Linked DNA regions of Homo sapiens: region 2 is linked to region 1. A link is a contact called in ENCODE Hi-C or POLR2A ChIA-PET data. All regions are on one chromosome and are shown on one strand. The core of a region is the stretch at or near the end of the contact, and the rest is flanking DNA. Distances in the headings are between cores, read along the strand shown.

Region 1 (2,700 bases), core at 201-2,700:
TGACTCTGGAAGAGGAGACCAAAAGTGAAAACATTTCTCTGCCAAAGTCACCTGCAGTTCAATACCAGATTTGATTGTTAAGAAACGGTCATCCTAAAGACAAGAACTTGATTCCACTCAGGAGCTCTGGAGAGAAGGTCCATGTCTGTTCCTGGAGGTCTAGTAGATCCTGCGTGTTGTGTAGTCCAGAACCATGCTGGCAGCACCCAGCAGGGCGGGGTCAACCAAATCCGAAACCACCACATCCACGTCCTGCACGGAGGACAAGGCCTGCTGGCGAATGACGTCTTTGACAATGTGGATATAGTGACTGGCCAGGACTCCGGAGAGGATCACAAGGGAGGGATTCATGGTATGGAGGATGTTCACAACCCCAAGACCCAAAGCTGTTCCAGCTATAGGGAGACAAAAATTAAAATGAGTTTCTGAGAGAAGCCAAAATCAAAATACCAAAGAGGAAGGCAGAAAAGAGCCAGCAGCAGAAATGTTAAAGAACATCCACGGCATGCAGTGGGAGGCAGTGTTTTAAAAGCAGTTCACGGTTGATTCTTAATATGAGAAAATGATCATGTGACAGCCTCAAGTGGAAAAAGCCGGGTGTACCACATGATCTCCACTAGGCAAAAAAATGAATAGAAAGACTCGAAGGAAATGTTAATAGTTGATACCTCCAAATGGGAAAACTAAGTGATATTTTTTCTTACAACTGTCCTATATTTCTCTAAATTTCCTGTAAAATGAAAGGAGCATTTTTATAGTTGTCAAACCAAACCAACCACCTGCTGAAAAAGGCAATGCTGCCAAATACCTTGAATCCAATTCCCTTTTTACCTCTGAGTAATTAGGAAAGAAACCTCTGAACAGACACTGCAAAGCACCTGTCCCTAGGGAAGCAGGGTCTCTTCTGGGGCCGGGCTGGGCCATATGATATCTGAGGCCACCCCCTGCAGCACAGCCACCTGCAGCCACATGCTCACCTGTTCTTAGGATGCTCTGGGCCTTCGCATTGCCAAGTTTCGCAGCTTGGATGAGATGGAGCGCACCCACAGCCTCATCTTTTGGCACTGACATCCCTTCCACCAAGAGCAGGTCCTCTGAACAGAGTGAGAAGGAAAAGCAGTCACTAATGAGCTGTGGGGAGGCCAAGCTCACCACTGGGCCTGTGGAAAGCAAGCCCCTACATGGGAAGACGGTGTTTTCTTTTCACAATTGCAAAGCTTATCGTTCACAAACATCTCTATACACTGCCCCTAAAGCCTTTGCTACCCTCTTGCTAATTGGTTGTACATAACCCAGAACCTATCTTCCTGGAAAAACCTCAAGTCTGACGACAGCCTCCTACCCCTCTGGCTCCCTCACTTCTCACTTCCAGTAGCAGACAGTCTTTGAAGTGTTCTTTTCTCCAAATTATCACCCTCCTCCCACATTCACTCCTTCCTTACTCATCCCAGACACAATGCTGTGCCATCTGCCAGCGCCACGCGTTCTATGGCAGCGAGGCACAGTGGCTGAGGAACAGACACAGGCCTGGGGTCAGTGCCAGCTCTGCCACTCCCAGCTGCATGACCCCATGCCTGTCACCTCACCTGTACACATTCCTCCTTCCTAGAAGATGAGACCAGTAGTGCCTCCCCTGGCAGGGTTATTTGAGGAACGGAATGAGATCATGGACATAAAGTATTTAGTTAAGTGCTGGCCACAGTAAATGCTCAGTAAGCAGCAGGTATTTCTGTGGTTATCTGTAGTCCTTGTCTTCTGCCCGTCACCAACTCAGATCAATCTGCCTCCTACTAATCTGCTAGAATATCTGGACCCTGAAGGAGAAAAATCCCCAGCTGTGCAAACTGCAACCTAGACATCAACTGGTGGTCTCCTGTCTCCCCTGGGCCCTCACAGCTCTCACCCATTCTCTCTGACTGCGCTTTTCTATACCTTCACCACCTTCCCAGTCCTTCTACCCCCACTGCCAACAGACGAGCATACTTCTTACCTCTCTCATAGGGGGCACCACCAGGCAGTGATCCCCTACCTTTTTGCTTCCTGTCCCATACACCCATCATCTCGGCTCGCCATGCCCTCTCGTGGACCCTCTGCCTGGCTTTGCAGCTCATCTCTTCCCACCTCTTCAGAACCCTACTGTAGGGCTCTATACACTTCTCTCCTGCACTCTCGGCCTCCACTCCCCATCTCTTTTCCTTCAGCATATGCTCACAAATTGGTTTTGGGGGCCAAAAATCTACACTGTTTTTATGTATGAAGCACAGATATACTACACATACAGTGCATGTATGTGTGATATATACATAACATGTTTTGTCCATTTATTTCTTCATTAAAATGTGTATTAAGTACCCTCCCTGTGATACTGGCTGAGAAAACAAAACTGAAGGAAATCTTCCCTGCTGTCTTGGAACTCTAGACCTCTGTCCACCACCACCCCTGGGGAGGAAGAGTGGCAATATGGGTCAGCCAAGAAGACTGTGCAGTTTTAGTGCGAGGGAGCCCTGCTCTTTCCCTAAGAAGTGAAAAGGGGGAAACTTCTGGCTTCAGTGTTCAGCTGTCTTTGGAATTTCCACTTTGAAGTACTTGTCTACTATTTGGTTACTTAATTCCTCGAGAGAGGGACACCAACCATCATGGAGCTTTTTTGCCTCCCTCTGCAAGGCCATTCCAGAGGCGTATGCTTCAATGCACCCATGG
Region 2 (2,700 bases), core at 49-2,548, 110 kb after region 1:
GCTGATGAGCTGAAAAAAAATTGCCAAAAAATCTCATGTTTTAAGAAAGATAAGGAATTTGTGTTGGGCCACATTCAAAGCTGTCCCGGGCTGCATGTGGGCCCGCGGGCCATGGGTTGGACAACTTGGCCTACAGGATATTCAGGAGGATAACTTCAGGAGGAGATGTTTAGCAGGAAACACAAGGAGAAGTGGGACTGGAGATAGGAATCTCTGTGTTAGGGGAACTGTAAAAAGGTTGCTGATGCAAGTAGGAGAGGATGCACTAGCTCCAGGAAGAGTGCGCAGAATGGGAAAATGGTGAGGGTCATATCCTGGTGAGCCCTGATGGGAACGGGTGGGCCAGAGAAAAAGAAACTCAGGAGAAAGAACTCAGAGAGCAACACTGAGGATTTAGTGAGAGGAGTATCACATGACAGCCAAAGGGCGAGTCATGGGAGCCGCAGCAGCCTTCCTCTGGCCTGTCCCTGCCAGGCCTCCACACCTCGATATGCAGAGAGTCTCACACCACAGAGCAGTCCAGCAGCACAAAGACTGGAACGTGTTTATTAGACCTGACATTTAGGAAGCCACTGGCAAACCTGTGGTTGGGAGAGGCAGGCCTCGGCCGACATGGTAGCTCCAGTCTCAACCGTACCTATGGCACTGTGGAAGGAGCATGGGAGTGGAATTCATATGCAGCAATCAGTCTTGTTCAGCACAGAGGAGGCTTGATTTTAAAGCTAAACAAATTTGCATTTTGGAATGCAACCAAAGCTAGGCACGGTGCCTCACGCCTGTAATCCCAGCACTTTGGGAGGCTGAGGCGGGCGGATCACTTGAGGTCAGGAGTTCGAGACCAGCCTGTCCAACATGGTGAAACCCTGTCTCTACTAAAAATACAAAAATTAGCCGGGTGTCATAGTGGGTGCCTGTAATCCCAGCTACTCGGGAGGCTGAGGCAGGAGAATCACTTGAACCCGGGAGGTGGAGTTTGCAGTGAGCTGAGATCATACCACTGCACTCCAGCCTGGGCGACAGAATGAGACTCTGTCTCAAAAGAAAAAAAAAGAATACAACCAGAAAAAAAAAATCCGTTATTAAATATTCAAAAACCACATAAACTTTTAGAAGCCCCACTCTGCAGGGAATAAACACAACATTGCTCAAGAAGGAATGAGGTTGTAAGCTGTAGCGATCCTGGACTATTCTGGCAGGCAGATTTCTAATGTATGCTTTCCACGAATAAAAGCAATATGAAAGCACATTAACTGTTTATAACCGTGTCAGTCCTGACCTGTGCATTAAGAAGCTTGTACTGTATTTGGAACTTGGTTTTGAACAACAGCGCCTCCTGGTGTAAATGTCATGCATAAATACTTTACTAGCATAGTGGCAATATTCTAATAGAAATATTGCTGCTCTGATACTTTTTTACTTAAAAAGCAAGTTAAAAACATGTTTTGGGATGAGGAAAGTGATATGGAGGACTTGTTTAGGTTTTATGTAGTACAGCATTAGGGATATTGATAAAGCTGTCATTTAAGATGATAAAAATTCATCTGCCCTTGCATTGTACAGCTGTACTTCTATAAAGTGTCACAGAGTGGGGTCTACCACTTATTTTTTTAATGAAATTTATAGCCGGGTGCGGTGGCTCATGCCTGTAATCTCAGCACTTTGGGAGTCCGAGGCGGGCAGATCACCTGAGGAATTCGAAACCAGCCTGACCAACCAACATGGAGAAACCCTGTCTCTACTAAAAATACAAAAAAAAATTAGCCGGGCATGGTGGCGCATGCCTGTAGTTCCAGCTACTTGGGAGGCTGAGGCAGGAGAATCACTTGAACCTGGAAGGCGGACACTGCAGTGAGTCGAGATCGCGCCACTGCACTTCAGCCTGGGCAACAAGAGCAAAACTCAAAAAAAAAAGTTTATAAAATGATACAGAAGATTGAACAATGAATTTCTCAAATTGAACCATTTGTGTAACCAAGCACGTAGATCAACAAATAAAAAATGACTGACAGCCCAGATGCCTCCTCATGCCCTGAACTCCTGTAGGTCACGACTGCCTGGCTAGGGTAATCACGGTCACGTCTTCTCACATCACAGATCAATTCTGCTTGTTGATATTTCTATGACTGGAACAATTTGTAAGAATATTCTCACAAGTATATTGAATAAGACACAAGAGTGTGTTCTTTTGGATCTTATTCAATACATTAGCAACATTTACCCATGTTGCTTGGTGTAGTTGGTTTTCTCTTTGCTGTATAAAAACCATTGTAAAGCTCAACCATAATTTATCATCAGTCCTATGGTCGATAAACATTTGGATTGTTTCCAGGGTTGGGCTTTTATAGCCTGCTATGAACATTATTGTACATGCCTTTTGGTGCCCATATGCATGCATTTTATTAGGAATATACCTAGAAGAAGAATGACTGGGTTATAGCGCATGAACTTTAGTAGACAATGCCAACCAGTTGTCTAAATTGGTTGTTCCAATTTATATTACCATCAACAGCAGATGAGAATTTCAGTTTGCTTCACATCCTCACCAACATATGGTATTGTTAATCTTTCTAATTATAGATATTTTCTGGTGGGTATATGTCATCGTACTTTTTAAAAGCAGCTTTATTAAGACACAGTTCAATTATAGATAATTGCACCATACAATTGATCCACTTACTGTGTACAATTCAGTGGCTTCCA

The links. A loop is a pair of places that touch in the nucleus more often than their neighbours do. ChIA-PET counts read pairs that join two places held with the same protein, here RNA polymerase II (POLR2A). Pooled maps may share reads with other maps.
Region 2: a loop to region 1 is called in a map of tibial artery, with 2.8 times the contacts of the local background. The contact joins two enhancer-like sites. A Hi-C loop is called at or near these places in 8 of 168 maps with a recorded cell type or tissue (IMR-90, heart left ventricle, left cardiac atrium and 4 more) and 9 of 50 pooled maps. POLR2A ChIA-PET finds 5 or more read pairs at or near these places in 6 of 52 experiments (CD8-positive, alpha-beta T cell, H1, OCI-LY7 and 3 more).

What each region holds. Positions count from the first base shown.
Region 1 is chr9:36,217,206-36,219,905 of GRCh38, forward strand. GNE (glucosamine (UDP-N-acetyl)-2-epimerase/N-acetylmannosamine kinase) reads right to left here. Exons shown (of 12, transcript NM_005476.7): 10 at 2,633-2,700; 11 at 978-1,094; 12 at 1-395. The coding sequence ends at 160. Among named protein-coding and RNA genes, the nearest start is that of CLTA, 28 kb to the left of the region's middle. Within about 2 kb of position 1,451, at least 2 of the 41 ENCODE cell types and tissues checked have a DNase peak (open chromatin) inside an H3K27ac peak, as active enhancers do.
Region 2 is chr9:36,327,678-36,330,377 of GRCh38, forward strand. No RefSeq gene overlaps it. Among named protein-coding and RNA genes, the nearest start is that of GNE, 71 kb to the left of the region's middle. Within about 2 kb of position 1,299, at least 2 of the 41 ENCODE cell types and tissues checked have a DNase peak (open chromatin) inside an H3K27ac peak, as active enhancers do.